Regions from separate parts of the Homo sapiens genome. Here all the other regions are linked to region 1. The links are chromatin contacts, found by Hi-C or POLR2A ChIA-PET in ENCODE. All regions are on one chromosome and are shown on one strand. The core of a region is the stretch at or near the end of the contact, and the rest is flanking DNA. Distances in the headings are between cores, read along the strand shown.

Region 1 (3,877 bases), core at 856-3,355:
TTATATCAATGACCATCACAACCCTAAATGAACTAATGAACTCAACCATACATTTTCTCCACCTCTGCCCTCAACAAGTGACTGCTGCTTGAGAAATTTACACAGGAGGGCAGAAAATGGTGAGTTCATTTTTGCCCATATTAAAAAGGCCCTCAATATTGCTTACCAGTCCTACAACATTCTTCTGTCAACTTGTTGTATTACTTTCTACAATATTCCAAATCTTCTCAGCTTTCCTTTAAACTCCCAATACCACCTCCTTTTCTATCAGAAGATGACCCCATCTTCAACTTCACAGAGAAAACAAGTCAGCAAATGAGAACTTTAACTTCCTGTTACTAAACATACAGAAACATACTTCCTCTCATAATTGGGGAAATATCTCCTCTCTCTCTCTTTCTCCCTCCCTGCCCTCTTCCAAAACCATTATTCTTACCAGTGTTTCGAACTGCCTCTAAACTGCCTCTATTCTTACCCTTTCAAGATCTTTGCCTACTGACTATCCCTTCTCTTCCTTTATTCAACCATTTTTTTCTCAGTTGAATCTTCCCTACCATGCTCAAGTTTCTCCTGTCTTAATTCTAACAAAAATCAAAAAAACAAAAACAAAAAATCTTGATCCTTCATCATTCTCCCTCCTTCCTCCCTGTCAAGGCCAAACTTTCCAAAAGCATTCTACAACTTGTCCCCATCTCTACATCTCCCCCACCTCCAAACTACTAAGTTGTTTTTTTCAACCCCAGCATTCCAACAAACAGCTTTCACTGAGATAATCAGTGACCTCTGTGTTATGAAATTAAAAAAAACATTTCTCAGGCTTCATCTTCCTTGATCCCTTAGGAATAGACTACTTACTCCTTGAAGCACTTTTTTTTTTTTTTTTTGAGATGGAGTCTGGCACTGTCGCCAGTGATAGACATTATGATAGTAATGTAGCTGGGATTACAGACACCCGCCACCACACCCAGCTATTTTTTCTTTCTTTTTTTTTTTTTTTTGTAGGGGGGACGGAATTTCACTCTCGTTGCCCAGCCTGGAGTGCAATGGCATGATCTTGGCCCACTGCAACCTCCGCCTCCCAGGTTCAAGCGATTCTCCTGCCTCAGCCTCCCGACTAGCTGGGATTACAGGCGCCTGCCACCATGCCCGGCTAATTTTTTGTATTTTTAGTAGAGATGGGGTTTCTCTATGTTGGCCAGGCTGGTCTGGAACTCCTGACCTCGTGATCTGCCCGCTTCAGCCTCCCAAAGTGCTGGGATTGATTACAGGCGTGAGCCACTGTGCCTGGTGAAGCACTTTCTTTTCTTGATTTCCAGCAGTTTATTTTATTCTTAGAGGTGCATGGAGGGGTTCCTGCAGCAAATAGTTTACAATAATCCTCCATCTGCTTAAAACTCTTCAATAGCTTTCAGTGCCCCTAGTACAAAGTGGTCTAAAATTCCAAGGCCTTCCAAGATCTAGCGATTGTTGGCCTTCTAAAGCTTTCTTTCCTCTACACTCGGGGATGTACGATTAGCACTAAGCCTCTAACAAGGATGAACTACTAGAAATTTCCAGAAGGCGTTATGCTGTTCTCGACATAAGCTGTTCCCCAGAGCCTGGAAAACTCTAGCTCTTTCTCTGCCGGATTTCCGGGGGAACTCCTACTTATCCTTCATGACTCAAGTCACTTCCTCCGGGAACCCTTCCAGACACCCCTAAGAATAAAACGCTTTGTTCATTATCAGCCAAAGGCGCCTCAAATTTTCTATGTGCTATGCACTGTATTCTATCCACTATAATTTGTTTACATATCTATATCTTAGTCTAGACATATTGAAAGGCGATGAAGAGCAGGGAAAGCACTGTATTCGCTTTCTTTTCTTCAGCGTTCATCCAGCACAGTGCCTGGCATACGGTTTGCCCTCAGTAAATGTTTATTGCATGAACACCTCCCAGCTTCGGGCAGGACTGAAATCTATCCGGTTAACTAGTGAATTCCCAGACTCTCCGTCTGCGTGGCAGGGACATTTAAACCCCCAGCACCGTGATTGGCTCCAGCTGCAGGGGTGTGTCTGTGTCCGCGGCGAACGGGAAGTGAGCAGGCGCGCGGGCTCGGCGCGCGCAGGCGCGACTAGGGTGCAGCGCCAGGTCCGGTGTTGGGGTGTCCGAGTTGCCGCCGGAGAGGAGTGGCCTCGCCCGCTTGGTGAGTCTCCAGGAGTGGGACGGAGGGAGCTGGCCGGGATGAAGTCTGAGACTATGTCCTGAGAAGAAAGAGTGTATCGTATTGGTTGAAAAGTTGGTGGGGTCGGGCTTAAGCGGAGGAGGGGGCTCTCTGGCCCTTACTCGGCAGATGGGCCCGGAGAGAGGACGGGAGGTGCCGGGAGAACATCGAGGGACCAGTGGAGGAAGGGTAGCTGGATGGTAATTCTCTGGACCCTTCCTCGAAATTAAACAGAGATCACTTTCCGCCCCTCACCCTTACTGTGTTGCTGTAGTTGACATTAATAGACTGCCTGTATGGTGACCACAGTGATCAGATAGCTCTGAGATAATGGCTTGAGGAAGGACTCTGAGGTTCCTGGTATTGGATAGCCCTTGCTCTCTAGAAAGGTTCAGCCTTACCTCGCGGCATTACTGCACAAATTAGAGGATCAGGAAAAGAATGAATTTCACAATTCGGGATTGGAGTGGTGGGGGGAAAAAGTACTGTAAAGTGTAGTTTCATCTCGTCCTTTTTTTCTTCTTTAATCAGTCACCACAATGTTAGGAAAGGCAGTTGATGGTAGGAGGAAACGTAAAGACATAAAAGTGGGAGAGGAAAAAAAAGTCAAGAAGGGAGTATCATTTTGCCTTTTGCTATTTGTCATCTCCTGGAATGGGGTCTGTATTAGTGCGTTCTCACACTGCTATAAAGAAGTACCCAAGGCCGGGCTTGGTGGCTAACGCCTGTAATCCCAGCACTTTGGGAGGTCGAGGAGAGAGGATCATATGAGATCAGGAGTTCGAGACCAGCCTGGCCAACATGATGAAATCCCATCTCTACTAAAAATACAAAAATTAGCCAGGCGTGGTGGTATATGCTTGTAATCCCAGCTACTCCGGAGGCTGAGGCAGGAGAATCACTTGAACCTGGGAAACAGAGGTTGCAGTGAACCGAGATCGTGCCACTGAGCTTCAGCCTGGGAGACAGAGTCAGGCTCCAACTCAAAAAAAAACAAAAAGCAAAAGAAATACTCGAGACTGGGTAATTTATAAAGGAAGGAAGTTTAATTGACTCTCAGTTCTGCATGGCTGGGGAGGCCTCAGGAAACTTATAATCATGGTGGAAAGCAAAGGAGAAGCCAAGCACCTTCTTCACAGGATGGCAGGAGAGAGACAGTGAAGGGGAAAAAGCCCCTTATAAAACCAGTATCATGAGAACAGCATGGGGGAAACCACCCCCATAATCCAATCACCTCTCACCAGATTCGAGATGAGATTATGAATAGCCAAACTGTATCATTCTGCCCCTGGCCCCTTTCTTTCTTTCTTTCTTTTTTTTTTTTTTTGAGATGGAGTCTCACACTCTGTCACCCAGGCTGGAGTGCAGTGGCGCGATCTTGGCTTACTACAACCTCCAACACTTCAAGCGATTCTCCTCCCTCACACTCCTGAGTAGCTGAGACTACAAATGTGTGCCACCAAACCTGGCTAATTTTTTTTTTTTTTTTTTTTTTGAGATGGGGTCTTGCTCTGTCGCTCAGGCTGGAGTGCAGTGGCGCGATCTTGGCTCACTGCGACCTCCGCCTCCCAGGGTCAAGCAATTCTTCTGCCTCAACGTCCCAAGTAGCTGGGATTACAGGCACCTGCCACCAGGCCTGGCTAATTTTTGTATTTTTAGTAGAGATGGGGTTTT
Region 2 (3,965 bases), core at 693-3,192, 1.3 Mb after region 1:
GGCAGACAGGGAGAGGGAGAGAGAGAAAGTGTGAGAGAGCTTTTTTCTCTGTATCTTTCATGATTATAGGAATATGCTGTGCTCATCAAGATATACCCAATTGTGGCTGTGCACCGTGGCTCACACCTGTAATCCTTGCACTTTGGGGGGCCAAGGAGGGCGGATCACCTGAGGTCAGGAGTTCCAGACCAGCCTAGCCAACATGATGGAATCCCATCTCCAGAAAAACAAAAATACAAAAATTAGCCGGGCATGATGGCGGGTGCCTGTAATCGCAGCTACTTGGGAGGCTGAGGTGGGAGAATAGCTTGAACACAGGAAGCAGAGGTTGCAGTGAGCCGAGATCACGCCAATGCACTCCAGCTTGGGTGTCTCTTATTAACTGTTTATTTATTATTTATTTTGAGATGGAGTCTGGCTCTGTCGCCCAGGCTGGAGGGCAGTGGCGTGATCTCGGCTCACTGCAAGCTGCTGCTCCTGGGTTCACACGGTTCTCCGGCCTCAGCCTCTCAAGTAGCTGGGACTACAGGCGCCTGCCACCACACCCAGCTATTTTTTTTTTTTGTATTTTTAGTAGAGACGGGGTTTTACCGTGTTAGCCAGGATGGTCTCGATGTCCTGACCTCGTGATCCACCCGCCTCTGCCTCCCAAAGTGCTGGGATTACAGGCGTGAGCCACCTTGCCCAGCCTTTCTTATTAACTCTTTTTTTTTTGAGATGCAGTCTCGCTCTGTCGCCCAGGCTAGAGTGCAGTGGTGCGATCTCGGCTCACTGCAAGCTCCATCTACCGGGTTCACGCCATTCTCCTGCCTCAGCCTCCTGAGTAGCTGGGACTACAGGCGCCCGCCACCACGCCCGGCTAATTCTTATTAACTTTTTTTTTAGACGGGATCTCGCACTGTCGCCTGGGCTGGAGTGCAATGGCGCGATCTCGGCTCACTGCAACTTCCGCCTCCCGGGTTCAAGCGATTCTCCTGCCTCAGCCTCCCAAGTAGCTGGAATTACAGGCGCGCCACCACGCCCGGCTAATTTTTTGTATTTTTAGGGTTTTCACCATTGTTGGTCAGGCTGCTGGTCTCGAACTCCTGACCTTCTGATCTGCCCACCTCAGCCTCCCAAAGTGCTGGGATTACAGGCGTGAGCCACCACGCCCGGCCCTCCAGGGTCTTAATACAAAACCGGGTGGCTGGTGGCGATGGTACAGTAAGAAAAGCTCCAGAGGGGAAAAGCGAATATGTGAATTATCTAATCTCAGCCACTGATCCAACTCCATAGTCTGTGACTTTTGGAGTCCTCCAATACTTCCAAGCTGCATGTTCACATTTAAAGTTTCTGGGGGAAAACGAACAGGGTAGAGTTTTAGGAAATACCAGATGTTGCTGCGATTTTCTACAGTGAAGGGGCGTGGAAGGGGACAATGGGAGTAGAAGCGGGTTTCTGAAGTTGTGTTTGTACTTGATTTTAAGCGAGCTGTGAACAACTCGTGTCCAAATAAGTGGCTGAGAGGTGGTCCTAAGTAAGCACAAGTTTAGTAGTAGAGTACTCGTAACACAGAACTGGCTGAAACCCCGCCCTCTTGTCTACGGGCGTTCTTTCAGGGCGACTTTGTCAGTACCCCAAACTGTCCCCGCATGAGGTCACTCTGCACGGTCACGTGCTCGAGCCCGCGGGAGCGCCACATCGCCAGCCGCACCCCTCCACCCCCAACCTGCCCACGTGACCCGGCCTAGTTTCTCCAGGCCCGTCCCTACGTCTCACTCGGGAAGCCCCGCCCCACGCTGAGCGCTCCGCCTGCGACCCTCCGCCACTTACCCACCCCGGCTCAAGCACGACCCGTGGATCCACGTGCTTTTTCTTGTCCAATGGGAGCCGGCTCCCGGGCGCGAAGGGGCGGGGAGGAAAGGAACGACTGTGCTACGTTGCCAGAAGGGGCGGGACCTGCAACGTCCGACAGAACGAGGGGACGTAACGGAGGCAGGTTGGAGCCGCTGCCGTCGCCATGACCCGTGAGCACCGAGCCCCCTTCTCCTTGCCCTTTTCTTTCCGTTCACCCTAAACACCACCGGCGAGGCGCCGGCTTTGACCTTCCGTAGCTTCCCTAGCAAGGCGTTTCTCTGGGCGCGCTCTGTGGCCACCCTCACACTCGGTGCCCGGAAATCGAGCCCTTTGCCCACGGCTACTTCACGGGACCACCCTCCCGGGTTAGGCATAGGCCCTCCCGGATCTTCCGCGGTGTAAGGAGAAGGCCAGCGCCCCTGTGATAGGCCCAGAGCCCCCACTCCACAAGCCAGCCCATCCCCCACGGAGACCCAAACCGTCCACACACACCTTGCCAGCTGTTTGGGCCCCACGCCGCCCCAAAACACGCCTCCAGCTGGCCCCTTGGGACCTCCCTTCTCTAGTCCGTATTTTGACCTGGCCCGTGGCAGATTCGCCACTCCCCCCTACCCCAAGCAGCCTGGGCCTCGATGGGCCGTTGTCGGGGCCCGGAGATTGAAGTGGTGTTGGATCCTGCTGCTGGCCGCGCTGGGGTAGAAGGGTCGCCGGTGTGTGGGCAGAGCGGCCCCCGCGTCTCACCTTTAATTTTCTTTCCTTAGGCGGTAACCAGCGTGAGCTCGCCCGCCAGAAGAATATGAAAAAGCAGAGCGACTCGGTTAAGGGAAAGCGCCGAGATGACGGGCTTTCTGCTGCCGCCCGCAAGCAGAGGTAGCCCCAGGGAGGGGAGGGAAAGGGACGGTGGAGACCTGGGTTAGACCAAGGGTTATAGAAGGAAAGAGAGCTACCTCAGGGCTTGAATGTGGACTAGTCGTGAGGAGCAGAGTGCATTGCTTCCTCTAGGGTTTTATTTCCTCCCCACCCTCCAAATTGTTAGCTCACAGCCTTACAGGAAAGGACGGGGGCGGGCGCCTGCCCTCAGTCTGATTTCTGAGCGTCCCTGGGTCTGACCTTAAGGGCAAGGGCAGGGAGCTTCACATTTCAAATACAGTTGTGGTTACGGCAGCCCAGTACTTTTGGCCCTCCTTGCTGTTCGGTTCTCCTCCCTTCTCCCAACCTCCTCACTGGTGTTGCTGGGTGTGGTCCTCAATACAGAATAGAGACCCTTGGGCCTGTGTCACCAGACTTCTGACCCCTTGGGCAACAGCCAGATGGAGACTGGTCGCCTTTTGAGCCTCAGCTCTCTTCCTCTTGTTCTCCTAGGGTGGGAGTACAGCAGCCAAACGCTGAACTTAGTCCCATCCACTTCCATCTTATCCTTTGTGCCCTTCATCCCCCTGCATCTTGTCCTTTTTGCCCTCTGGTACCTCCCAGTGCCCCATCATCTCTACCCCCAGGGACTCGGAGATCATGCAGCAGAAGCAGAAAAAGGCAAACGAGAAGAAGGAGGAACCCAAGTAGCTTTGTGGCTTCGTGTCCAACCCTCTTGCCCTTCGCCTGTGTGCCTGGAGCCAGTCCCACCACGCTCGCGTTTCCTCCTGTAGTGCTCACAGGTCCCAGCACCGATGGCATTCCCTTTGCCCTGAGTCTGCAGCGGGTCCCTTTTGTGCTTCCTTCCCCTCAGGTAGCCTCTCTCCCCCTGGGCCACTCCCGGGGGTGAGGGGGTTACCCCTTCCCAGTGTTTTTTATTCCTGTGGGGCTCACCCCAAAGTATTAAAAGTAGCTTTGTAATTCCTTGAGCGCCTGGTTTGACTGGGGACTTGGGGGGATGGGGTTGGAAGAATGACTGCCCTTTCCCACCAAAAAAGGGAGAACTCTTTAGATTCAGATTGTGGGTATGTAGACTTAATAAGTGAAACATCACAGAAGAAGCCTTTATTATACAATGACAACCAAACAAGTACTCCGGATATGCAGTAGAGGAATCCTCTAAGAACCATAGAGACTTCTTTTCTGTGATTTTTGTTCCCCACCCTTGAACACCATCTCTAGGATGGAGTTGGCCTAAGAGTGAATGCTGCAAGATCTGT
Region 3 (3,676 bases), core at 490-2,989, 1.0 Mb after region 1:
CAGGTGGAGAGTTGGTTGTGGTGGGTAGCTGTTCAGAGGGTGAAGGCTGAAGGAAAACTCCACTGTGAGTTGGCACCATGCCCAGGGTGTGGCCCTTGGGGGTGGCAGCTGAGAATATGGGTGGGCTCTGTATTGGTCTGGGAAATGTTATTTTGTTCGTAAACTAAATGTCTACTTAAGTTTCCCTCCTAACACACTCCAGAAAGCCCTAGAAAGCAGGGAGGAGATAGAAGGCTTGAGGTGGGAGGAAATAAGAACGATGAAGTTGCAGAAGAGGGGTATTTCCCTTTTGTGATGCTCAGAACTCAGCCTGGTTTTCCCTGTGTATCTCTGCAGATGGCCGCTTCTACCCAAACGGGGTTGTTGCCATTGTCGCAGATTTGCATCCCCGGATCTAAGCAAGGATTGCTCCCCTTTTGTCCCCTCAACCCCCAAGAGTACTAGTGACTCAGCTCCTCCTCTCCTCTGGCTGCAATTAAGGGGGGATGGGGGATGCTGAGAGCACAGACTATTTTGGCTTCTCTGACCTTCAAAAGTAACTCTTGGCAGCCTGGGGCAAGGGTGGGGCTAGTGTTTGGGTGTGAGTGGGTGGCTGTGATTGTGAGGAAGGCCTTAGGAGCTGGCCAAACTGGGGAGGGTGGATGGGAAGAGGGCAGGGAAGGACTATGTAAGAGCATGAGCATCCTCGGGTTGGAAGGAAGTGCTACCACTCTCCAGATTCTTCCTTTGAGTCCTAGAGCGCTTTACTAAATCTGAGATGGAGGTAGAGACTAAGGGAAACAGGATCAACATTAGAAAGATCCAAATAATATAATATAGAAACAGCAAAGAGACAAGGAGAGAGCAAGAACCCAATCACCCTACAAAGTCATTATAGGGTTTTTTTAATCTAAAGAGTACTTCTGTTACATTTAATAATTGGCCTACAACCTTGCTTGGGCCGGAGGCCCTGGTGATCCTTCTTGGTCCTTGTTAACTCCTTCACTGTAAGGCAGAAAGCTCCCTGTCCCTTCAGGGACTTGTCTCTTCATATCCAATGACTCAAGAATCCCAAGAATCAGTGCCTGTGTGGTTACTGTGTTATGCTGCATTCCCATGAAACTTCATGTAGCTCTCAGGGTCCCTGTGCCCCACCCCAACAGGCTAGGGACCATGTGTCCACTCCGGAATTTCAAACTACCCTCTAACCCTAAAATAAGACTTATTTCTGCCCTCCTTGGTTTCTGTAGTGCTGAGGTTCAGAAGAAGGCAGCACATCTCTGCATCCCCAACCTTTGTCTTAAGCAGTTCCCCACACCTACCCCATGCTTTTGGGCCCCCAGCCTTTGTCTCCTGCTCCTCCAGGGACTGAAGGTCACTCCCTGGATCCATCTGAGGAGAGAGGCAGCAGATGGTTTCTAAGAGAAGGGGGAGAGCCCACGCAGCCCATGCCTCCTATAGCCTCGCTCTGTGCCCTAGCATGGGGCTTTGGTCTTTTGGCTGATGCCAAAAGAATATTTCCTAACTAAGCAGGGTTGGGAGAGAAAGGTCCTATGGGCCATAGGACATTGCAGAGGCTCCTTGAGCTGCTAGACAATCCCTCAGCCCCACAGAGCCAAGCAAAAGCACTGGAGCTCAGACGTCGTGAAGGCAAAGAAACAGTTAAGTCTCCAGTGCCTCGTCACGGACCAGCCCCTCTTCCCCGCCCTGGCGCCGCCCTCCTCATCAAGCACCCCCCTCCCCCCCCCACCGCCCGCCCCACTCCCACCCTAAGTGCTGCAGACTCTTCCCTGAAGCTGCCGGCTGAGGCCGGAGCTGCCGCCTCCATGAGAGGCTTCCTCCTACACCCCAGGGTAAGAACCGAACCAAAGGGCTTGGCATGTGGGGGTACACTGTGATAGGGAGGTGGGATGGGGGTCATGGAAAGGGTGCTGGTACCTAATCTGGCACATCTAGAACTAGCCCAGTGGCAGTAGGCAGGATGGGGAAATGGAGAGAGAAGATGAACGTTACTGGCTGTGGGCCCAGCCTGGACCCAGAACCAGAGGCCACCAGGGGCTGTGACAGTCCACCTCTCCAGCTGGGCGGGGATGGGAGAAATCAGCCTGGGACAGCAGCAGAGGGTGGTGCCACTGGCTCTGCCTGACAGCCCAGGATGCTGGAGGAGTTTGGGGGCTATGTTTCTGGTCAGAGGCAGAAGAATCTGAGAGAAAGGGGGATGTTATGGGAATGTGCCTAATAGGAGGGCCCCTGGGTGTCAGCTGCTGGATTGCTCAGCTGCTCCTATGCTGGGGGTGAGCAGGGCAGTGAGTTTTTGCCAAGTAAGGGAAGGTGGGGGACACTATGGAAAAGAAGGGAGGAAAGGGTCACTAAGACGTGGCACGCGCCTCCTTACAGACCAACCGGTTTGCAGTGGGCTCCCCCACCCTATTCCCTGCGGCTAGCTTTAGAATGGGACTCTAAACCCCCCTTTCTGGCCCTGCCGAGGCCACTCTGGAGACGGAGAACTCCCTCCCCAGCGGCTGCCCTGCATTTCCAGTCGTGTCAACCCCACAGGTTCCCAGTCTCAGCCCTACCCCCACCTCATCTCTGCTTCTCTTCCCAAGATGGGGGCTCTTGAACAGAGGAGCCAGTTTCTTCTCTCTCTCTGCATCCCCCCATCCCCACCCCCCATGCAGAAGCAGCCAAGAAAATGACTTGTCATGCTGGGGTGGGGGGTGGGGGCGGAGCTGGAGCCGGAGCTCAGCGCGCACACTCACACACTGCGGCAAACTGCAGCTGCCCAAACGGTCCCCCTCCCCTTCTGCCTCACTGCGGAGACACCTGCCCTCCTGCCTGCTCAGCCTCTGCACCGCAGCCCACCCCCCCCCGCAACTCCAGCACTGGCTGAGCACTGTGTGTCCCTGCCTCACAAGATGGTCCTCTCTAAAGAAAAAGGAAAAAACGAGTCAGTTCCCTTCAGTGAGAGAGCCAGGGGAGCAGAAGAAACGGCTTTCTCCCAGGCCTGAAAAAGAGAGGCACAGGATATAAACCATGTAATTTCAAGTCAGAACCACTCCCAGGGATAGAGTGAGGAACAGGACCTTATGCCAGGACAGGAACTGGGATCATAGAAGTCTTGTGGTGATAAATGGGGACCGTGAGGAATGGTTGGGGGCAGGGAGGGGTAGATAGAAAGCAAATCAGTGTGTGCTATAGATATTTGTCTTTCTGACCCTCCTACCTCAAATTTATGACCTTATTTGTGTGGAGGGAGCTCTTGTCTTTCTAAATCTGAACGACTTAAGGCTGGCAGCTTCCCGAACCTTGATATCCCTCACCTGCCCCAAGCCCTGCCCTTGCCTACATCTGAGGTGGCTCTTGTCCTCTGAATTTATCTCAAATGTTCCCTCAATTCTCAAGTAAATAGAAGGGAACCCTTGAATTCCCCTTTGGCCCAACCCACGCTGTATGGGGTTTGGTCTTCTGACACCATCGTTCATTTCCCCCACAGCTGCATCTGCAGCCCTGTGCTGCCAGATCTGCCTGATCCTGGCACCATGGCTCTGCCTCTTAACAAAGGCCCTGGCCCCAGGCTTCTCTTGTCCAAGCACCAGAAAGAAGAGAGAGCTGGGTCACAGAAGAGGGTCTAAGGGACAAATTATGGACCCTCCCACCAGTATCCTCCAGACAGCCCACTGCCATCTGTTGGATGCTC
Region 4 (3,815 bases), core at 560-3,059, 1.9 Mb before region 1:
TTGGAAAATACAATCTGCCATACATGATTCTACTTGTTCTGTAATAGTGAAAAAATAACAAGAAAAATTGAAGTAGAAAATAAAAACAAAGAAAAACCATTTCACATAGACATGTATCGCTGCCAAGTGTGAATAACTTGTCCACCCTCAATCACTTTAATTATGGCAAACCCATGGCAGCCATAACCTTCTAGATGTAAATCTCATCTTGTCACTGCCCCTCTTAAAATCAGCCATTAGCTCCCTGTTCTCCCACAATAAACTCCAAACTCCTTAACATGGTTTATAAAATCCTTCACACCTGGCCTTGTTTAGTAATTTCCACCCTCACCTCTCGTCTGTCCCTCCTTTGTTCTTTGTGCTCCAGCTACACTGAACTACCTTCCATCCTCCAAGTTCCCTTTTGCTTTTAGGGCTTTGCACATGCTGTTTTCCTCTTCCAGGACTCCTCTTGGTCCCCATGCTCTTACTCTTCTATTTCCTCTCACTCCTATTCATTTCTATGGACTCAGCTCCCCTAACACGGCCTCTCTCCTACCCCACTCCAACTGGTCTAGGGCTCTCATATCTCCTTCCCATGTGCTCTCAAAGCACCTTGTGCTTACAACTTCCACAGAATTAATGAGGTAGGCTCTACTCCCCCCTCCATCATTCTATGTGGGAAGATGCCGTTCTGCTTTATTTAACACCATGCACCATGCCTGGAACATGGCAGGGGCTCAACAAATATTGGTTAGATGAATGAATCTCTGCCTTAAATAACCTATTTCTGGGCTCAAGTAAACAGCCCTCGCACAAACCTAACATCCCAATGGCAGTATCCTATCTTGAGTCTTATAACTGACGTAGGGCCAAAGCTGGTTGGGATAATTTAGAATTTTCAAGAAAACCTTGCCTGCTTCATGTGGCTGGGGCTGTTCTCAGCCTTGGAGGACTCCTTCCAAAACAGGGCCAGGGAGAGGCTCCAGGGCTTCCGTCTTCCAGCAATGGTCCTGGTGGGCAGGTCTGCTTGGAAGGGTGCACCTCGGCCACAGCTGGCGGGACGTTTGTTTACTTGCTGTGCCTGCAGCCAGGGCCTATTTCTGGATCAGGTATTGGATGCATGCCTGTGTCACTCCAGCCCTGATCTTGCCAGGCGCTGAGTGATGAGCACGTGTGTGTGCCGGGAGAGAACAGCAGCAGTCCCTTAGGTTATCTGCCTGGCTGCAGCCCAGCCTTCTCTGGGTGTACCAAGTCATTACGGCTTGGCCCGTGTTGGTGATTACCCTCCCCTGGCTCTAAAGCTTTAGCACTAAATATTGCTCCATTTGCTCTAACTTGCTGTCTATTTCACTAAGGAGGAAGAAGGAAGAAAGTCAGGGGTGATAAGTAAGATTCTACCAACTTACAAATCTTACTAGGTTGAGGAAGCCCTAACTGGAGTTCCTTGGAGTTTTCAGGGTCAAAGGAAAGAGATCAGCATTTTAGGCCAATACTATTTTTTCCTATGGTTAGTCCCATTACTGAAAAGGAACTGGAACATGAAGAGGTCACTTGACTTATTTGTGACCATTCAGTAAGCCACAAGACAGATAAAAGACAGCACCCAAGACTCTCAGTTTCAAATTTAGTGCCACTTCACTAGCCTAAGATAAATCTGTATTAACAAGTTAGCTTTGGGAGCTAGTGTCAAATTTGGTTTTGGTAAATGGAGTTTCACCTTTTTTTAGAGCCATTGTTTACGCTGTCACCTCTAAATCAATTAAGAAACTATAGCTACAACTCACTGGGTTCCCTTCCGTGGAGTCGTGCAGAGCTCCTCTCACACCGCACCCAGGTTTACACATGGGCTAGAAACCATTCAACTTACAAACTCTGTTTCAGTTCCTCTAAAGCGATTCTCCACCCTCTCATATTCCAATTTCTGTTTCTGAGGTAGAAAATGGGAAGTAGGGAAAAGGCAAAGCTAGAATCTTGCCTGAATGACAGAAACACTATTTTCGGGTACAGAAACATTCTCTTACCATCCCATGATCTGCACTTTGGGAGAGTGTTTTGGGACCTCATTGCTTTTTTTTTCTTAAACTGTTGTTTCTGAGGAAGAATAATTGTTGTTTGTTTATCATGCAGGGAGAATAAAAATTTTAGTTTTTCTTTCTTTAAAAAATCCATCCTGGCAGGGCACGGTGGCTGACGCCTGTAATCCCACCACTTTGGGAGGCCGAGGCGGGCGGATCATGAGGTCAGGAGATCCAGACCATCCTGGCTAACACGGTGAAACCCCGTCTCTACTAAAAATACAAAAAATTAGCCGGGCGTGGTGGTGGGCGCCTGTAGTCCCAGCTACTCGGGAGGCTGAGGCAGGAGAATGGTGTGAACCCGGGAGGCAGAGCTTGCAGTGAGCCAAGATGGCGCCACTGCACTCCAGCCTGGGCAAGAGAGTGAGACTCCATCTCAAAACAAAAAAATCCATCCTGAAAGCCATCAGATGGCCCTGGAGAGGAGTGAGGCCTGGCATCTGAACTCCAGGTGGAGATGGCAGCCTGCAAGCCTGGATGACCGTCAATATTCTGGCTTCCTCAATGTACCCAGGGGCCACAGAGAGCCACTCTCTGTGTCACACGTATCCTGCCAATAAAATGCAGTAGGAATAAAGCGACTAAATCTACTAATAAAGGTGTTAACCCAGTCCAGACAACATGGCGAAATCCCATCTCTACAAAAAATATAAAAAATAAGCTGGGCATGGTGGTATGCACCTGTAGTCCCAGATACTCGGGAGCCTGAGGCAGGATCACCTGAGCCCAGGAGGTCAAGACTGCAGTGAGCTGAGACCGTGCCACTGCCCTCCAGCCCTCCTGGTGATAGAGTGAGACCCTGTCTCAAAAAAAAAAAAAAAAAAAAAAAAAAAAGGTTAACCATTAGTCAATGAAAAGAGAGGAAAGGGCCAGGCATGGTGACTTGCACCTGTAATCCCAGCACTTTGAGAGGCCAAGGTGGAAGGATAGCTTGAGCCCAGAGGTTCGAGACTAACCTGGGCAAAATAATGCGACCCTGTCTCTACAAAAATTTTTTTTAAAAATTAGCCAGGCATAGTGGCACATGCCTATAGTCCCAGCTACTCAGGGGAAGCTGAGGCAGAAGGATGGATTGAGCCTGGGAGGTTGAGGCTGTAGTGAGCCATGATTGTCACTACACTCCAGCTTGGGTGATAGAGTGAGGAGACCTTGTCTCAAAAAAACAAAAAAAAAATAAAGAAGGAAAAAAGAGGAGCGGCCAGGCGCGGTGGCTCATGCGTGTAATCCCAGCACTTTGGGAGGCTGAGGCGGGCAGATCACCTGAGGTCAGGAGTTCGAGACCAGCCTCAACATGGAGAAACCCCAAATCTACTAAAAAAAATACAAAATTAGCCGGGCGTGGTGGTGCATGCCTGTAATCCCAGCTACTCAGGAGGCTGAAGCAGGAGAATTGCTTGAACCCGGGAGGCAGAGGTTGCGGGGAGCCAAGATCGCGCCATTGCACTCGAGCCTGGGCAACAAGGGCAAAACTCCATCTCAAAAAAAAAAAAAAAAAAAAAGAGGAAAGTATATTTGAATATTACAATAAAAATATTTGTATCACTAAGCAAGTATATGGAACCACCTAATTGGTTCCTATCCTTTTGGGCAAGACAAATACTTGATTTAGAAATGAGCAAACAATAGCCGGGTGTAGTGGTTTGCACCTGTAATTCCAACTACTCAGGAGGCTGAGGTGGGAGGATCACCTGAGCTCAGGAGTTTGAGGTTACAGTGAACTATATGATTGTACCATTGCACTCCAGCCTGGGCAACAAA
Region 5 (4,207 bases), core at 1,708-4,207, 1.2 Mb before region 1:
AGACTGTAGCCCTGCTGCCTTCCCTCCAGCGAGTCTGCCAGCATGCTTCTTCATCCTTTTTATATGTTCTTTGCTTCCTACTTCCCTGTCTTCCAACATACTGTTCACTTACTCTGGCAGTCTTTCTGCTTTTCATTAAGCCTCAAAATCTCCTCTGTTCTACTTGGCACCACAAGCTATGTCCTATATATGTATTTCTGACTTGGCAGGATAGTTCAGGGGTCTGGCAGTTTTTATTTACCTTCATTATTAAATGGGCCTCTGGGATGTTGCCTCTTCAGGAGCTTTTTGGTAATCAATACTTCTCTCAGAAGTATGAGACCATCCTCTGCACTCTGCTCTGTCATCAAAGGCTGCTGGGTGGAGATACCCTTTTTGAAAGGTGGCCTTGGTGAGAGGTATGGAGCCAAGTCTTCTAGGTTGCTTGCCCACATCACTCTATCTCTGGCCTCTGATTCTCAACTTTGTACCTGTGTGGCTCCTCTTGTTAGTGCAATGTTGACTGTTGAAAAAGCAGCAGTATGCTTACAGGTTTGCTTAGTTTGGGGACACCGTTACCACCAGAATGGCTGCTCTGACAATATGCCTAGGGACTTTCTCATGGCTTTTATTTAATAAGGAGGCTGGGCACCCTATAAAGCCTCATGCATTCACACCTTTGCAGCATGGTTTATGCCTCAGTGTTATGTGCACTGGAATGTTTTCCACTTCACATTTCCAAGTAGAAATATTAGTGTTACGGAAGTGCCTAATATCCCAGTCCAAATTTTTTTTTTTTTTTTTTTTTTTTTTTGAGACAGAGTCTTGCTCTGTCACCCAGGCTGGAGTGCAGTGGTGCGATCGCTCACTGCAACCTCAGCCTCCTGGATTTAAGTGATTCTCCTGCCTCAGCCTCCCAAGTAGCTGGGATTACAGGTGTGCACCACCATGCCCGGCTAATTTTTTGTATTTTTAGTGGAGACAGGGTTTCACCATGTTGGCCAGGCTGGTCTCGAACTCCTGACCTCGTGATCCGCCTGCCTCAGCCTCCCAAAGTGCTGGGATTACAGGTGTGAGCCACCACGCCTGGCCCCAGTCCAAAATATTTAAAGATTGTTTCCTTAGTGTCTTGAAGTTTTGCACAAAATTCTTTTTTTTGAGATGGAGTCTCACTCTGTCACCCAGGCTGGAGTGCAGTGGCGTGATCTTGGCTCACTGCAACCTCTGCCTCCTGGGTTCAAGCAATTCTCCCACCTCAGCCTCCCAAGTAGCTGGGATTACAGACGTGTGCCACCATACCTGGGTAATTTTTGCATTTTTAGTGGAGAGGGAGTTTCACCATGTTGGCCAGGTTGGTCTTGAACTCCTGACCTCAGGTGATCCTCCTGCCTCGGCCTCCCAAAGTGCTGGGATTACAGGCATGAGCCACCGTGCTCAGCCGCAAAATTCTTTATGAATTTTACACTTGGCAAATGTTAATGACGGAAGCCATAGTCTGCTCCTAATACATGTCCAAAGCATTGACTGTTGTGTCATTAGCTGCCTGGTTACATTAGCTCCCTGGCTTCTTGTTTAGACCACTGCTAATCCCTTAAAAACAAGAGGTCTGGCACTAGTAGCACAACCTAAGGTGGCATTACAGATCTTTGAGCGAGCCACAGCAACTTTTCTGCCAAGTCAGCTTAGTTTAGACTTCAGTGAATCAGGCTATTGCTATCCTAATGTATGTCTCTATGAGTGTATTTAGCCACACATCTGCCCTTGGTTGACTTTCTGACTCATTGCTTGCTTGCTTGTTTCCTTGCTTTGGAAAACTATTGAAGATTGCTAAAAAATACCACTGCAAAGTGATGGAAAAGGGTGGAGAACAGGGGAGTAGCCAGGCTGGATGGCTCAAATATAAATGAATGAGGAATTCTTTATGAAGTATCAGTCAGATTTTATGATTAAGTGATGTAATATAGGAATTATGTAAAAGGGAAGAATGTCTGATACTGATCTATTAGAGAGGTACTTTAGAGGCTTCTTGATTGGCATAAAGTTCCTAAGGTTATAGATTTTCCCCCCTTTTGGCTGTATAGCAAAGTGTTTTAATCCACGGTTGTGCCTTATTGTTCCATTAAAATTGTATCTTCGATCCATCAATAAATACTTGTGGTTGAAACAAAATAACTTTTGTCCATTTTACAAGAATTTTATGTAACTTAGTCCCTTCAAGTTTGAAATCACAGTGTCTCCCTTACTCAAGTTTATGTCTGTACGGTCAGCTGCAGTCTACTCTGCTGCTGCCTGGATATATGAAGTGGAAACATTCATCGAGGGGCCAGCACTTTTGGCTTCGACATGGTTTTGTCAGCCGTGGCCACTTCCCATTCATTCCAGCTAAGACGCAATTTCTATTCTTGACTCCCTGACTCCTTAAATGTAGAAAAAGCCTAAAAATCCAGTATATGTCCATTCCTTAAATTGCCCACCTCCTCATTCATGTGCAGCCTCAGCGGTGACATACTCTGGTTTTACATGGCTTTTTCTTTGCATTTCTTTTTTGAGATGGAGTCTCACTCTTGCCCAGGCTGGAGTGTAATGGCACAGTCTTGGCTCACTGCAACCTCCGCCTCCCAGGTTCAAGCAATTCTCCTGCCTCAGCCTCCTGAGTAGCTGGGATTACAGGCACGTGCCACCACACCTGGCTAATTTTTGTATTTTTGGTAGAGATTGGGGTTTCACCATGTTGGCCAGGCTGGTCTTGAACTCCTGACCTCAGCTGATCCACCCGCCTCAGCCTCCCAAAGTGCTGGGATTACAGCCACCGTGCCAGGCCAGGAATCTGCATTTCTAAGAATCCACCCAGATGACAGCCCTCTTGGTGTTTGGCAAGCACAGTGGACCTACACTGCCTACGCTGGGCCTCGCTTGTCATAACCCCGAAGAGGAGCCACCCCACGTATACCCTCCCTGCTGTCACGTGTCCGTGTGAAGAGACCACCAAACAGGCTTTGTGTGAACAACAAGCCTGTTTATTTCACCTGGGTGCAGGTGGGATGAGTCGGAAAAGAGAGTTCAGCAAAGGGTGGTGGATTATCATTAGTTCTTACAGGTTTTGGGATAGGCGGTGGAGTTAGGAGCAATGTTTTGTGGGCAGGGGGTGGATCTCACAAAGTACATTCTCAAGGGTGGGGAGAATTACAAAGAACCTTCTTAAGGGTGGGGAGATTACAAAGTACATTGATCAGTTAGGGTGGGGCAGAAACAAATCACAATGGTGAATGTCATCAGTTAAGGCTATTTTCACTTCTTTGTGGATCTTCAGTTGCTTCAGGCCATCTGGATGTATACGTGCAGGTCACAGGGGATATGATGGCTTAGCTTGGGCTCAGAGGCCTGACACCTGCCCCTCTGGGAAATGATGCAGAAGAAAGGATGCCCTACAGTTGGGTGTAGCAAACAACAAAACTGCCAGTTACAGCAGGTTTCCTCTATGCAGGAGGGCCTTCAGAAAAGTGACGAATCCTTCTCTCCTGTATTGACCAAAGCTGTAAACAGCCGGACAACGTTTGGGCCCTTTAAGAGTCAAAGACAGAGACAAACTGGAAGCATTAAATTTTTTCCCTAGGTGTTGTGCTACCCCTGGATTAAAAGCCTGGGCGCGGTGGCTCATGCCTGTAATCCCAGCACTTCGGGAGACCGAGGCGGGTGGATCACCTGAGGTCAGGAGTTCGACACCAGTCTGGCCAACGTAGTGAAATCTCGTCTCTACTAAAAATACAAAAATTAGCTGGGTGTGGTGGCATGCGCCTGTAGTCCCAGCTACTTGAGGGGCTGAGGCAGGAGAATCGTTTAAACCCGGGAGGCGGAGGTTGCAGTGAGTCAAGATCGCGCCACTGCACTCCAGCTTGGGCGACAGTGAGAGACTCTGTCTCAAAAAACAAAACAAAACAAAAACCCTCGGGCCTGAGAATGAAATTATTAGTACTACAGTTTAACCTAACAGTGGCTTAAAATAGTCACGCGGCCTAGCCACACTATCTTACCACGTGGTACAGCTTCTACGGCGGAAATTTTACATTCTTAATAATTGAATTACAAAAGCATTTCTCCCTGTTACCTCAATTCTGGGACCCAATCCGGATCGAAAGAGTGGGGCGAGTGCTATTGATTGACGTGCATTCCAACCAACCTACGACGCAAGGAGAGCGCGCGCGAGCAAGACGATGCCCAATAAACACTC
Region 6 (3,821 bases), core at 292-2,791, 1.3 Mb after region 1:
CCCTTGATTTATCAAGTTTGGTAAACCAGCAACTAAACCGGCCTCCCCAGAATTTTCCACTCTTAAATGTAGAGGATGTGGATAGGAGTCTTAAATTTAAATTAGTGAAGAAATAGGCTGCTGACCAAGTAACTCCTGATAGTGTGTCGCAGCACAGCTTGGCTCAAGCCTTGCAAATGCTCGATGAGAGAGAAAGTATCGATGAGACGTGAACGAATGGCATCAGCTCGGGGAAGCTGCATCTGCCCTTCTTGTTGGTAAGCGGCCATGTCTGCTAAGAAAATGTAAGCATCAAGTGTCATTTCATTCTTGGAGCTGCACCAAGGATTACAGGTTTTCTGTCCCCTCCTCCCCACCCTCTTTGCCCTTAAGATTCCTTAATGTACCCACATCTACGAACTAGGAGCAGTTGGGCAGAACAAACATTCTACTAAGACTCAGGGTTTTTTGAAACAAAAGGGGCTAAGAGTGGTAAAGACATTGAGCAGTCGACCAAGTGGCCAGGCATCTTCACTTTGTGACGGCACTACCAATTAAAAGCTCATTAAAAAAAAAAAAAAAAAAAAAAAAAGTCCGGGCGTGGTGGCTCACGCCTGTAATTCCAGCACTTTGGAATGCCGAGGCGAGCGGATCACGAGGTCAGGAGATAGAGACCATCCTGGCTAACACGGTGAAACCCGGTCTCTACTAAAAATACAAAAAATTAGCCGGGCGTGGTGGCGGGCGCCTGTAGGCCCAGCTACTCGGGAAGCTGAGGCAGGAGAATGGCGTGAACCCGGGAGGCAGAGCTTGCAGTGAGCGGAGATCGCGCCACTGCACTCCAGCGTGGGGGACAGAGCAAGACGGCATCTCAGACAAAACAAAACAAAACAAAACAAGAAACTCAATAAAAAAGGAGCAGCCACAAGGGCAGGGGCCCGGGGCTGGACAAAGAAGAACCTGGGTCCCACCTGGGCCTGAGAGAATCGGGCAATGAGGTGGAGTTGGGGGAGGGCTTGGCCTGCCCACGCAAGAGAAACCAAGTGAAGAGAAATTGGACAAAATGCCAAAGCCTGACATTTTGAAAATGGGTCCCGTCCCAAGTGTGTCCACTCCAACACTCCTTCGGGGGCTAGCTCCTTCTCTCCTCCATTCTCGCTTCTGGGCCTCACCTCAGCCCAGGTTCTCTTCGCCCACTCAGTCCTGACTTCACGCTTCCACCTCCAGCTCAGGCGCCCCCTGAGCCCGGCTACCCCTACGCAGGACGAGCTCAGGGCCGGCTCCCAGCCTCACTGCGCCCCATTTCCCGCCCCGCCCGACCCCCAGGTTTCGGCTCACCCCGGGACCCGGCCCTAGCCCCTGCCCCCAGCCCAGGACCGGGCCCAGCCACGCTCGCCCAGACACTCGCCGCCTCGGCCCCGCCCCGCGCTCCGGCCACTCGGCGGTAACGAGTTGGTCCCGCCCGCCCGACGAAGGCGACGCGCAGCCAATCAGCGGCTGCCACACAGCGGCCCAAGCCGGGTTTGGGGGTTGGGACCTCCGGCTGCAGGTCCGCCTGGGCCAGACGCGCGAGCGCAAGCAGCGGGTTAGTGGTCGCGCGCCCGACCTCCGCAGTCCCAGCCGAGCCGCGACCCTTCCGGCCGTCCCCACCCCACCTCGCCGCCATGCGCCTCCGCCGCCTAGCGCTGTTCCCGGGTGTGGCGCTGCTTCTTGCCGCGGCCCGCCTCGCCGCTGCCTCCGACGTGCTAGAACTCACGGACGACAACTTCGAGAGTCGCATCTCCGACACGGGCTCTGCGGGCCTCATGCTCGTCGAGTTCTTCGCCCCCTGGTGAGTCCATTCTGCCGAGGCGGGGGAAGAAAGGCGGGGCTGGGCCGGGGGCGAGAGCGCGGGGAACTGTTGGGCCTACGCAGCGCCGGGGCCCTTCATTCCTGTGGGCCCCTGCTGCGGCGGGCACATTTCTCATTCCCGGGAGCTGGAGGCGCCTCGCCGAGAGCGGGGGAGTCGGTGCTGATCGGCCCAAGGAAAACCCGAAGGCTGCGCTCACGCAGGGCCTCATCCTTATCTCGGTGCTCTTGTGGCACTTCCTATTTGCAGAGGGTTTTGCCACCCCTTCCCCCAGTCCAATATGTAGCTATATCTTTTCTGCGTGAGTCAGTATTAATGCTCCTCCAGTCTACAGACTAGGCATCCCAAAGCCTTGTAGTGGAAGCGGACGTTTCACCAAATGCAGAAGTCCTGGATCCCTAGGGTATTTCCTTTCATCTTACCTCACGCCGCACAGCCATTGGTTTCTAGCCAAGGTCACTGAGTGGCTGCAGAATGGTCGTAAGTGCTTTCTTGAGGCAGGTAATTTGTCCGTCACATGGTGTACAGTTTCTCCCTTCAGCTGATCACTTACATCTCAGTACCGGCAGATACCTCTGTCCAAACGAAAGGAGTACGTGAACAAGAATAATTCCATCAGAATCTGTCCATATTGTCTGTTTTAAATAGCATTTCTTTAAAATGTCAAAAAAGACTCCAATGAGAAAATAACCAATATTGATTACATACTCCACTTTAGGGTGACTTAAGTGATCAAGGGTGTAAATTCCTTAGATAGAACTAACTCGAAATAAAAAACTGTTGGGGAGAAGGAAGAGCAAATAAGATTTCTGGCCCAGTCAACTTGAGTGTTTGTTTTTTTTTTTTATTTGTGTGTGTGTGTGTTTTTAAACCTCCAGATCATTACCAGAGTAAACAGTGATTCCTTTATCCTGGGGATAGCTCTCTATATATAATTCAATATATATAATTACAGTACTTAATTTTTCCCCTCCTGGCACAGTGACCCTTGGTTTAATACTATCCGTGTTCAAAAATGTCAGTAAAAGTTGTGTATAACTTTTATTTGCTTCAGACTCAGGTCTTCCCTTCTTAGCCTCAAACAACTTGCTAAGGGTTACACGAAAAAAGTCCTGTAGTAAAGACCACCTGAATCAGAATGATGTGCTAGAGATGGCAAATTTTGTTTGCAGCTTGGACAGATTTTGTGTCCAGGGCATTTCTGGGGCTAACTGGCAGTACAGATTACACATATAGATAGTTCTTATACATCTCTGGAACTCATGTTCTCTCTTAGGAACAACTCTTCCCAATTATATAATCATGCTGTTAGCTTTGAGGGGGTGTCAATAATTTGTAAAAACTGGGGGTGTCACTAAGTTTGTCAGATCTGAGTGATGCTTTTTACTACAGGGGTCATGCAACAATTTAAAGTAGGAATTGTTGGAGAATAGTGGGCCACTAGAATATTAGTTTAAAAAAGGAATTTTGGGGCTGGGCATGGTGGCTCCCGCCTGTAATCCCAGCACTTTGGGAGGCCGAGGCAGGCGGATCACCTGAGGTCGGGAGTTCAAGACCAGTCTGACCATCATGGAGAAACCCCCGTCTCTACTAAAAATACGAAATTAGCCGGGCATAGTGGCACATGCCTGTAATCCCAGCTACTCAGGAAGCTGAGGCAGGAGAATAGCTTGAACCCAGGAAGCAGAGGCTGCAGTGAGCCACGATCCTGCCATTGCACTCCAGCCTGGGCAACAAGAGCGAAACTCTGTCTCAAAAAAAAAAACCAGAATTTTTTATTTGAATTGAAGGGGGTGTTTCCTACTTTAAATTGTTACACGTGCTACCCTAAAAACTACATATCCCATCAGGCACTGACTGTCCCAAGAATTGGGTGGATCTCTGCTGTGGTGTCTGCTTTTAATTGGTTTAAAAGAAAAAGTCATCCTCCACAATTTCAGCAAGAAAGATGAGTTTTCTGAATGAGCAATTTGGAGTTAAAGAAGTCTCCTGT

The links. Hi-C counts contacts between places; a loop is a spot of excess contacts on that map. ChIA-PET counts read pairs that join two places held with the same protein, here RNA polymerase II (POLR2A). Pooled maps may share reads with other maps.
Region 2: a loop to region 1 is called in a map of CD8-positive, alpha-beta T cell, with 12 times the contacts of the local background. The contact joins the promoter of SERF2 here to the promoter of SNAP23 in region 1. A Hi-C loop is called at or near these places in 2 of 168 maps with a recorded cell type or tissue (CD8-positive, alpha-beta T cell and naive thymus-derived CD4-positive, alpha-beta T cell), 2 of 37 single-sample maps with no recorded cell type and 9 of 50 pooled maps. POLR2A ChIA-PET finds 5 or more read pairs at or near these places in 1 of 52 experiments (K562).
Region 3: a loop to region 1 is called in a map of CD8-positive, alpha-beta T cell, with 4 times the contacts of the local background. The contact joins the promoter of MAP1A here to the promoter of SNAP23 in region 1. A Hi-C loop is called at or near these places in 2 of 168 maps with a recorded cell type or tissue (CD8-positive, alpha-beta T cell and chondrocyte) and 7 of 50 pooled maps. POLR2A ChIA-PET finds 5 or more read pairs at or near these places in 2 of 52 experiments (T-cell and naive thymus-derived CD4-positive, alpha-beta T cell).
Region 4: a loop to region 1 is called in a pooled map, with 2.4 times the contacts of the local background. The contact joins the enhancer-like site here to the promoter of SNAP23 in region 1. A Hi-C loop is called at or near these places in 2 of 50 pooled maps.
Region 5: a loop to region 1 is called in a pooled map, with 5 times the contacts of the local background. The contact joins the promoter of OIP5-AS1 here to the promoter of SNAP23 in region 1. A Hi-C loop is called at or near these places in 8 of 50 pooled maps. POLR2A ChIA-PET finds 5 or more read pairs at or near these places in 2 of 52 experiments (Caco-2 and T-cell).
Region 6: a pooled map shows a loop between it and region 1 (6-fold over the local background). The contact joins the promoter of PDIA3 here to the promoter of SNAP23 in region 1. A Hi-C loop is called at or near these places in 2 of 37 single-sample maps with no recorded cell type and 6 of 50 pooled maps. POLR2A ChIA-PET finds 5 or more read pairs at or near these places in 1 of 52 experiments (activated B cell).

The regions. Positions count from the first base shown.
Region 1 is chr15:42,493,529-42,497,405 of GRCh38, forward strand. It overlaps SNAP23 (synaptosome associated protein 23), which reads left to right and starts at 2,106. Exons shown (of 8, transcript NM_003825.4): 1 at 2,106-2,185. RefSeq lists enhancers at 1,779-2,322, 2,323-2,866.
Region 2 is chr15:43,790,378-43,794,342 of GRCh38, forward strand. It overlaps SERF2 (small EDRK-rich factor 2), which reads left to right and starts at 1,943. Exons shown (of 3, transcript NM_001018108.4): 1 at 1,943-2,006; 2 at 2,598-2,706; 3 at 3,333-3,965. The coding sequence starts at 2,000. The coding sequence ends at 3,396. It overlaps SERF2-C15ORF63 (SERF2-C15orf63 readthrough), which reads left to right and starts at 1,599. Exons shown (of 6, transcript NR_037673.1): 1 at 1,599-2,006; 2 at 2,598-2,706. It overlaps SERINC4 (serine incorporator 4), which reads right to left. Exons shown (of 12, transcript NM_001258031.2): 12 at 3,785-3,965. MIR1282 (microRNA 1282) reads right to left here and starts at 3,382; the gene lies at 3,282-3,382. RefSeq lists enhancers at 1,438-2,637, 2,426-2,755, 3,091-3,944 and a silencer at 1,626-1,705.
Region 3 is chr15:43,515,869-43,519,544 of GRCh38, forward strand. It overlaps MAP1A (microtubule associated protein 1A), which reads left to right and starts at 1,740. Exons shown (of 6, transcript NM_002373.6): 1 at 1,740-1,832. RefSeq lists an enhancer at 2,215-2,858.
Region 4 is chr15:40,548,947-40,552,761 of GRCh38, forward strand. It overlaps a transcript of CCDC32 not described here. Among named protein-coding and RNA genes, the nearest start is that of CCDC32, 14 kb to the right of the region's middle. Within about 2 kb of position 1,810, at least 10 of the 41 ENCODE cell types and tissues checked have a DNase peak (open chromatin) inside an H3K27ac peak, as active enhancers do.
Region 5 is chr15:41,279,740-41,283,946 of GRCh38, forward strand. It overlaps OIP5-AS1 (OIP5 antisense RNA 1), which reads left to right and starts at 2,958. Exons shown (of 5, transcript NR_152821.1): 1 at 2,958-2,979. It overlaps CHP1 (calcineurin like EF-hand protein 1), which reads left to right. Exons shown (of 7, transcript NM_007236.5): 7 at 1-2,148. RefSeq lists an enhancer at 3,146-3,887.
Region 6 is chr15:43,744,897-43,748,717 of GRCh38, forward strand. PDIA3 (protein disulfide isomerase family A member 3) reads left to right here and starts at 1,542. Exons shown (of 13, transcript NM_005313.5): 1 at 1,542-1,810. The coding sequence starts at 1,644. It also overlaps the pseudogene CATSPER2P1. RefSeq lists a silencer at 1,258-1,557 and enhancers at 2,058-2,107, 2,118-2,167.